Linked DNA regions of Homo sapiens: region 2 is linked to region 1. Evidence: chromatin contacts called from ENCODE Hi-C or POLR2A ChIA-PET data. All regions are on one chromosome and are shown on one strand. The core of a region is the stretch at or near the end of the contact, and the rest is flanking DNA. Distances in the headings are between cores, read along the strand shown. Region 1 holds the start of LINC02227 (long intergenic non-protein coding RNA 2227). Region 2 has its middle 52 kb from the start of LINC02227.

What was found. A loop is a pair of places that touch in the nucleus more often than their neighbours do. ChIA-PET counts read pairs that join two places held with the same protein, here RNA polymerase II (POLR2A). Pooled maps may share reads with other maps.
Region 2: a loop to region 1 is called in a map of ascending aorta, with 1.8 times the contacts of the local background. The contact joins the enhancer-like site here to the promoter of LINC02227 in region 1. A Hi-C loop is called at or near these places in 4 of 168 maps with a recorded cell type or tissue (CD14-positive monocyte, aorta, ascending aorta and 1 more) and 5 of 50 pooled maps. POLR2A ChIA-PET finds 5 or more read pairs at or near these places in 1 of 52 experiments (RWPE1).

What each region holds. Positions count from the first base shown.
Region 1 is chr5:158,407,919-158,412,807 of GRCh38, forward strand. It overlaps LINC02227 (long intergenic non-protein coding RNA 2227), which reads right to left and starts at 1,855. Exons shown (of 7, transcript NR_109888.1): 1 at 1,728-1,855.
Region 2 is chr5:158,458,989-158,463,877 of GRCh38, forward strand. No RefSeq gene overlaps it. Among named protein-coding and RNA genes, the nearest start is that of LINC02227, 52 kb to the left of the region's middle. Within about 2 kb of position 2,388, at least 9 of the 41 ENCODE cell types and tissues checked have a DNase peak (open chromatin) inside an H3K27ac peak, as active enhancers do; they include ascending aorta, where a contact is called at or near this core.

The sequences.
Region 1 (4,889 bases), core at 605-3,104:
GAGAATACTAGTTGTTTTACATTCTTAAAAGTATTTGATGCTGTCAGTCTTTTAAATTTTAACCATTCCAGTGGGAACATATGGTTTTGCATTGTGGTTATAACATTATCTTAACAAGTTAACCTTATCATTATGAAATATCCTTTTTTTTTTCCTCTGGCAATGCTCTTTGTTCTGAAGTCTACTTTATCTGATGTGAATATACTCACTCCAGTTTTCTTATATAATAGTATTTTTATGGTATACCTTTTTCATCCTTTTACTTGTAACCTATGTCATTATATTTAAAATGTTTTTTTCTTGTAGACACCATATGTATGAATTTTGCTACTTTTAATTAGTCTAGCAAGCTCTGCCTTTTTTTTTTTTTTTTTTTTTTTTTTTTTTTTTTTTTGAGACTGAGTCTTGCTGTATCGCCCAGGCTGGAGTGCAGTGGCACAATCTCGGCTCACTGCAAACTCTGCCTCCCAGGTTCACGCCATTCTCCTGCCTCAGCCTCCTGAGTAGCTGGGACTACAGGCGCCTGCCACCGCGCCTGGCTAATTTTTTGTATTTTTAGTGGATACGGGGTTTCACCATGTAAGCCAGGATGGTCTCGATCTCCTGACCTCGTGATCTGCCTGCCTCGGCCTCCCAAAGTGCTGGTATTACAGGTGTGAGCCACCGCGCCCGACTGTCTCTGCCTTTTAATTGCAGTACTTAGCAGTTTATATTTAATATAATTATTAATATGCTTGGGTTTTAAATATGTCCTATATTTTATTTAAGAAAGTCCTATATCTTCTTTGGCCTTTTTCTCTTTTTTCCCACTTTATTTTGTAGTAAACCAGTTTTTTGGGGTTTTTTTTTGTTTGTTTTTAGACATTCTATTTAATCTTCTCTATTCACTTTTTAGCTACATACTTCTACCTCTTTTTTTTTACTTTAATTAGCTTTTAATTTATTTCTCAGTCCTTATTTGCACAAGCAATAGCTTTTGATGTGGTTGATAAATTTCTCTTCCTTGAGAGAATTTCTTCTCTTGAATCCCAGGGCATCGTATGTGCCAGGTTTTCTTTTTCTCTTTCAGACCACTCCTTCTCAATCTCTTTTGCAGAGTCTTTCTGATTCTCTGACTTCTAAATTTTGGGGCCATTCTTTAGTTCAGTCCTTTTTTTCTTTATATACACCTTTTTTTTCTCTTTATATACACTCCCTAGGTTGTATAAAGGTTTTAAATACACTCAAATTTGTATCCCCAGTTTGATACCTCTCCCTGGAACTCAAGACCTGTTTATTCAATTGCATACTTAACATTTCCACTTGGAAGTCTAATAGGCATGTCAAACTCAGTGTGCCAAAACTGAGCTCCTGACATTCACCACCCCTCCCTTCATCTCTACCTCCATGCAGTCTAGATCCTCATTCAGTCTTCCTTATTTTAACTACCAATTTTCCCAATTGCTCAGGCAGAAACCTTGGTATTTTCCTTGACTCCTCTCTTCCTCTCACACCTCACTTCTAACCAATAAGCAATTTCTGTTAATTCTATCCTCAAAATATTCATTCACCCATCTCTCATCACTTCCACTGCCAGCCCAGGCAAAGCCATCATCAGCTCTCACCTGGATATTGCAGGAAACTTCTAACTCACCTCCTGCTTCAGCTTCTGTCCCTTGCAGTCTGCTTTTAGCACAGAAGTCACAGTGATCCTATTAAAACACACTTTAGGCCATGCCAGTCCTCACCTTTAACCCCCAAATTCTCTTCCATCTTACTGAAAATAACAGAATGAAGAGCCCTTTCTGTTATCTTCAGGGTCCTGCATGATCTGGACATATGACTACTTCCCACACACATTTTCACATGGCCTAATATCACATATCACCTTTTCAGAGGGGACTTTCCTGACCACACTCTATGTAAATATCACACTTCTCTCATAATTCATTTTTATCCTACTTTATTTTTTCTCTATAGAACTTTCTATTACCTGAAATTAAATATTTACTTGTTTATTATTTGTCTATCTCCCTAAAATAAAAGCTCTCTGTTGGCACTAGAACATGCCTAGTAAACAAATACTTCGAAAATATTTGCTCAATGCATATCTTTTTTCATCTTTGGTATTTTTTTTCCAACCTGGTAATTTGTTTTTTTATGTATGTCTGTGTGGGGTTTTTTGCTAAATTCTGTTAAATTTTTTTAAAATTTTAATTGTTATGAATACATAATAGTTGTACATATTTATGGGGTGCATGTGATATTTCGATACAAGTATACAATGTATAATGATCAAATCAGGGTAATTGGGGTATCCATCACCTCAAACATTTATCATATTTTTGTGATAGGAATATTTCAATTCCACTCTTCTAGTTATTTTGAAATATAGCATAAATATTGTTAAAAACATTCCAATTCCACTCTTCTAGTTATTTTGAAATGTACCATAAATTATTAACTATAGTTGCCCTTTTGTGCCACTGAACACTAGATCTTATTCTTTCTCCCTGACTGTATTTTTATACCCATTAACTGGGTCTTTACTCCTCCTCAATCCCTGCCACACCCACTGCTCTTCCCAGTCTCTGGTAACCATCATTTTACTCTCCAACTCCATGAGATCAATTTTTTCAGCTCTCACATATGAGTGAGAACATGCAATATTTATTTTTACGTATGTATGTATGTATGTGTGTATTTCAATGAAAATTCTCTTCATCTATACGTTTTTGGAAGACAGTGACCTGACTTAAACATCTTTATTTTCAACATATAGTGTAGACTTCCCCCAAAGGATAGCTTCTCAGACAGTATTTCCTGATCCATTGATTAATGATAGATAAAAGGGGCAGATATTTTTCCAACTTGTTTATTTGTTTGTTTTTATATATATATATGTATGTGTACATATGTTTGCACTTAAACTAGCAAATATTACCTTCTTATCTATAGGCTTTTGGAAGACAACAACCTCACTTAAGTATCCTTTGTTTTCAACACATAGCACAGACTTCCTGGAGACTGTTTTTGTATATGTAATTAAAAAAAACAAAAACAAAACAAAAAAAACCCAGAAGACTAACAGTCTAATTTTGAAAAAAAATCCACAGTCATGTGAATGACAGATGATTTTGGGTATGACTGGGGACTGGAATGGACACAGAGCTCTTTCAATTCTGTCTAACAAAGCCACAGACTAATGTTAAGGAATGTTTGTGTGATCTCTCCAGTGTGGAATCAGTACCCAAACACAGGAGTCTTTACAAAGATCCAAAATAATCATAAAACCATTATAACCACAAGCCCTCTTCAGAGTTATCCCCTCAATAGTGAATGCTGCCTTTTCAAGCCAACTCTTATATTGAGAGAAGGGTTGTAATATCTCCAGCCTGGAAGAAATCCCTATTCCTGTGGCTCATTTACTACATCTCTGTGGTTCTTGGAAGGAAGGATGGAGTGAAAGCCACCCCAGGCAGTTGACTGTGAATTCTAGTCTTAAGCAATGTATGGAGCACTTCAATAAACTTTGGCTATTTAGCCAGCCTTCGTTCCCTAGAGAAATACTGCCCAGCTATCCCCAAGCTCTGGTAGATTGTTTGCCACGGACAACTTATTGATTTATGGTCCTGGGCATTCTTAGAACTCTGCTAAGAGAAGGAAAAGGCATGATCACCTTGTAGGAGCTATGAAGGTAAAGCCTGCCTTCGAATCCTCAGGTAGCATAAGCAAGAGTACCGGGGGGCATAGTGTGCATTTCCTATTCTTACAGGGTGCCGGGCACATAGGGGTCACTCCATCAATAAGGGAGGAGAAAGAATGAAATGAACTGGGAGGATAAAAAGCAAGAGGCTCATTGCTCACTGGATGTCTACTGTCTAATGGGGAGGGAGGGACACAAACTCAGCTGGCTTTAAGTTATAAAGCAGGGTGAGAACTTTCACGTCACTGTGAATTCACACAGTTGTAATTTTTTACTTAACATTCACATGCTCTATATTCTTTCCATAAAGGTACAAACTGTATTTCTCTTAAAATGTCAATACTGCCACATTGAACTGCATAAAGAGCCTGACCTTGGAAGCTCTCCTGAGCAAGAAACTACCTAGGACCCTACCCTAAGCTGGTCTAAGGATATTTCACGTTTGTATTCCCCACAGGGTCTAGATTGAGGTTTGGCACATGTGAATGCTTAGTATTTCCTGCATAAACACCTGACTGAAAAAAAAATATGAAAGAGCTTGATACCAATGGCATCTTTGTTGTGTTCTTAGAATTCATTAGAAAAACAACTTTGCTGAATATGAAATGGAAACTCCAAGTCTTTCCCCGTATTGGTTAGCTTTCTCTCACCAATATGGTGCATGGTGCCAGCATAAAGTGCATCAGACGTGATAGTGGGCTTTCAACATGCCACACAGCAAGGTGAATTTTTCAGAACTCCCAAACCTCCCTTGAAAACACTTCTACGCAGGTCACATCATGATATATTTGCCATTTGTAAAGTGAAATACCATCATGAAAGAGAATATTTAATGCCATAAAGAAAAACCCTACCTTTCCCAGCTTATAAATGTCAGATCACCAATTCCAACTGCATAGGGAAAGAATCATAAAGTAAGATCATAGTCTCCTGCGATTTTTGAATCAAAATGGAAATTAAGAAATGAAGGTTTAATAATCCTTAACGTTTGCTCTTTGGGAAGGCTGCTGTTTGTTGAGAGTGGGGCTGGCCTACATTAGGGGTGGACAGTTGAGAGAAGCTTCCTTTTCATCATCCTGTCCTCACAGTGTGCACTTTTGCAAACTTTGTGGCTCCGGGATTGTACAAATACAATGTTTCCCTGATGGCCTCACAGCATGAGACAAGGCAAAGCATTCGGGGATGGTCCCTATGGTCCTGAGCC
Region 2 (4,889 bases), core at 1,138-3,637, 52 kb after region 1:
AGAGGAATCGACTCTTGCCGTGCCCCTTTATAGGATGGAAGTAGAAATGGTTGTTAGAAGTCACAGGGAGACTTTTAATTTAATATAAAGAAAAACTTTCTAAAGACTAGACTGATCCAAAATGGATTGGAAAACCTCATTAAGTAGCCTTCTGTTTCTTTCTCTTTCTCTCTCTAAATATTTAGGTAGAGGTTAAACAATTATGGATGTTAGTACTTGGTAAAATGTCAAACTACATTAATGGAGCTACTAATCAATTACTTTAGTAACTTTGTCAATCTGTTTGTCTATAATGCTCAAAAAACATTGGGATACACAAAATAATGTGACACACTCCTTGCTTTCAAACAACTTCTTATCAAGTCAGGAAGACAGATATGAAACAAATGACAAGTGATCCTGGACTTGACAATGACTTAATTTGTGAGCTCTGCCTTCATGGTTCTTTTTACCTTAAGTATCATATACCCGTCAGGGTCAACCAAAGCTTGTGTTTTGAGTGGTCCAATGGCTATGGAAGACATATCCTTTTGACAGTCAGGGATCACCTGCAATTCAACAGTGGTCAGGGATTACCTGCAATTCAGCAGACTCTGGTACAAATGGGAGAGCAAGAGAACATTGAAGATGTGGAGAAAGAGGAGGAAATGGAAGCAGAAGCATTAGCCAAAGAAGTCTAAGTGTAGGGCCATGCCACCAAGAAGCTGTTTGTCCCTGACACTTTCAAAGGCATTAATGCATGCTGAAACTTAGGGAGTTTCCAAGACTGATGACCCTAGTGTGAATACCATGTCAGTTATGACAGCAAAGAAAAGCACCTATACTTCCTCCAGGGAAATTCACTTGGAAAAGAAAGAAGGCTGGGCGCAGTGGCTCATGCCTGTAATCCCAGCACTTTGGGAGGCCAAGGCAGGCAAATCATGAGGTCAGGAGATCGAGACCATCCTGGCTAACAGGGTGAAACCCCATCTCCACTAAAAAATACAAAAAAATTAGCCGGGCGTGGTGGCGGGCACCTGTAGTCCCAGCTACTCAGGAGGCTGAGGTGGAGCTTGCAGTGAGCCAAGATTGCGCCACTGCACTCCAGGCTGGGTGACAGAGCAAGACTCCCATCTCAAAAAAAAAAAAAAAAAAAAAAAATCCTACCCAAGCTCATTGGATTCTTGTTTTAAGAAGCCTCATTCAGTCTAATCCATGATGAAACAATTCCCAGAAACAACTTTTAGAGTATAGCATTTGTGTTCAGTGTTTTATGTTGTAAATACTTGCACAATTATTTTTTTCTGGTCACTTATTTCATATTAGGTTTGGAATTTGTATAGATTAGTGGACTTACTTAGAATAGGCTTTGCTTTCTATGTCAAAGTTGGACTCAAAGTTAGAGGTCCTTATATATAATGTAACGTTTACAATTGCAATGTGTATAGGATACAGTGGGGTGCACCAGCAAGGGGGAGACATGTGGCCCCGGAGATGGACAGGAGGTCGGAAATGGTTCATGATGAGGTGAAGCTTGAAATACTAGTAGGAATTATTCACACAGACAAAAGAAAAAAGGGACAACACTAGCAAAGGAAGTAATGGGCTCAACACCACAAAGCCTATGGTAGTACACCTTCCACCTCTCAAATTACTCCATGACCGGATCATCCTCTACCATCATTCTAGATAGCCATTACCTATCCAGGGTGATTTTAGGTGACTGCGCAAACTTGTGGCGTCAAATAAGACTGAATCTTAAAATGAAAAAGTCATTCTTTTAAAAATTCTCTTTTAATCCTTCTAATTGCAACAAAGAAAAAAGTCTTAGGTTCATGCCACTATGCACATGAATAGCCTTTTTAACAAAGAGGGGGAATATCTCAAGTTTATTTTCCTGTTCCTCAGTTCTCTCATCTGCAAAATGGGGACAACAATAGAGACTAGTTGATAGACTGGTGTCAATTAAATGAAATATTATCTATAAAGCTTTCAGAACAGTATCTGGCACATATTAAAGTCTCAGTAAGTATTTCCTATTATTATTTTTGTTTTTGTTGCTATTGTCTTCCTAGGCAAGCAACATTTATCTGTTTAGAATGTAACAATATGGTTTTGTTTTGAATAAATTCATTTTTATAGTTAATAGTTGCCCTCTAAATTTTGTAACTGATACTGGTTTCTTTTAAAATTAAGAACGTGGACAAGCCAGGCAGAATGGGAATGAACACATTTTGGGAAATATAGCCCCAGATGATTTGTCAGGGTTTCTGCAGCTCTAAATGTCAAAGACTGTACTGATGGAGGAGGGAGGCCCAGAGAGGACAGAAACTTTACCCAAGGTCACGGGGCTCATTAGTGGCAGAGCTAGGAGCAGATCCAAGACCTCCAGATGCTCAGGCTCACGTTCTTCTCTCTGGAACTTGTTCATGGTCCAAAGCCCTGGGACTCTTCTCAGCTGACAGAGCCCTGTATTGGCCTTGACCTGGCAAAAGGTACACAGCCAGGGTTGCAGCTCTACAGAAAGCTCTGTTTACTCCCTCTGACTGCACTGAACCCTGAACCATGTCCTAAAACCAACAGTTGCTTGCTGTAATATTCCTACATTCTTACTGAGCCCTAACACCACGTTCAACACTGGGAATTTGGGTGGGCCCAGAGTGCCTTTAGTATTACTGTTATAATTCAAAACATCCAAATTATTATTTTCTCCATGAGATGAAGCCAGGAGAGTGCTGTTAAGTGGAGAGAAAAGTGTTTGTTACACTAGGCGTTCCAACAAAATGTCCTCCTTTGCTATTAAATCATAGCTTTTCTAAATGAAATGATATTTTGCAAACTTTGGCAGTGACCAAAGTTTGGACATTGTGCAGGGTCCAAACTTTCTCTCTCTCTCTTTCCCATTTTGTGCTTTTTCTCCATGTGGTCCAGAGAACTACTATTTGCTGGCTTTACTTTTCTTGTATGTCTTTCCTTATGACCCAAGTTGTCTACTTTCCCCAAAGACCTCAGATAACTTGATTTTCTACCCACAACTTGTCATTTTAATAAAGAATGAAACGGATAAATAGAGGCTAGAGACTGCAACCCATTACCCAAATGGGTTGTTTCTCAGAATCCCCCTTTCTTTCGAGTTAAGTGTGAATGGCTACATGGAAAGACATGTGCTTGTTACCCTAATGCCCCCAAACAGAAAATTAATGAAGGTCTATGGACATGGGAATTAAATCTGCAAAGGCTGAAGGTGATCAATAAACTCTATGAAAAAATGGCTTCAACCATATAAAACCCTCTACTGGACTCTTTTGTTCAGTCCTGTTTCCTGTGTGAACTGTACTAATGGGTACCTACCCATTTCCTAATCACCTCCACTGCCACCGAGAAGCTGTTAGTGGAATTGGCATTCTCAGGTCCCATCTTCTCTTTCATTTCTTGGTCTTCACTGACATGGCCTGAACAATTCAAGAGCGTGGCTTCCACATCCTTAGCTCCACTTTTGGAGCTCAAAGCAGGATTCAGAGCCGAGGAAACCCATTGACAGGCCTGGGGCATGCATGAGCCTGCAGCTGGGCTGCTGTTCTTCTACAAGACCCGGGGGACATGGAGTAGTATTGAGATTGCAAATCAGAAAAACTCTTCCTGCAGCCTGGCTTACATTGAGGAAAATTCCTGCTGGTGCATCGAAAGACAGGAGTCTGCTCCCCTGCTCACTGACCACAGAGCACACCCCATGCCTCTGCTCTCAGTATCCTTGGGCAGTGTCTCTCAGTAGGCTTGCCTGTATCTCTCTTGGGCGTCTTGGGCCCCCTTTCTCCCTTTCTTGCCAAATCTCCTTCCTTAAGCAGTTATCTAGGCCTGTAACGTAACTTTGAAATGTTTCAACTAAGAGTTCAGGGCACAGAAATGGTAAATGAGAGCAACTCCCTGTTTCCTGAGAATGGGAGCTTCTCATTATTCGAGTATCTTGGTATTTATGCATTCATTCATTCATTCATTCATTCATTCGTTGATTTAACAAATATTTATTAAGACTAGTACAAAGCACCATTCTAGGAACTAATTGTGAACGAGACAGGCAAGAATCTTGCCCTTATGGAACTTATATTCCTGGGATCAGGTCTGGCTTCATAATTTGTGAGGCCAGTGTAAATGAAAATGCAGAGCCTTTGTTAAAAAATAATTAAGATTTTTCATGACAGTAACAGCAGAGCATTAAGTGAGGCATGGGGGCCTTTTAAGTGTGGGGCTCAGTGCAACTTGTTCAGGTTACACACCCATGAAGCTGGCCCTGGTAGGGGTGACTGGAAAGTAAACATGCATGTCTCTGATGGATGAGCAGTCCAAAGGATGAGACCCAATTCATTGACTTCCTACAGGACTGACAACAGTTGGATTGTTCTTTAATGATTCAGAAATCAAGACAGAATTTTTCTGGGTCTCAGGTCATCATTAAATATAGTTTGTTGTTGCATAATTAAAGAATTGGCTTTGTGAGCTCTGAGTAACAGGATGATGGCTTATGGAGAGTCAGTGTGTTTGGAATAATAAGCCCAAGAAAATGATACTTTTGAAGATTAAAACGAGTAGAGTTACTTCTCATGATTGCTTCCCACAAACTCCTGAAAATCCTCTAAATACTCAAACAAATAAAACTAAGCATGCTACCTGAATACAGAAACTGTTACAGCTGCAGATATAAATTATTCTGGTAGTGCAGGATAACCTGTTTTAAGGGAACCCAGTGGACTACCAGTGCAATGAATAGGTTTAGAGGTTAATTTCTCAGACAATTCATGTAAATTCTGAATGTGATTTTGAATGCAGTGTTGGCAGGTATTTGCGAACGGCTGGCTATTCCACAGGTTCCCAAATTTCAGTCCCTAAGCTTGGCCAGTCCCTTCCTTTACCCC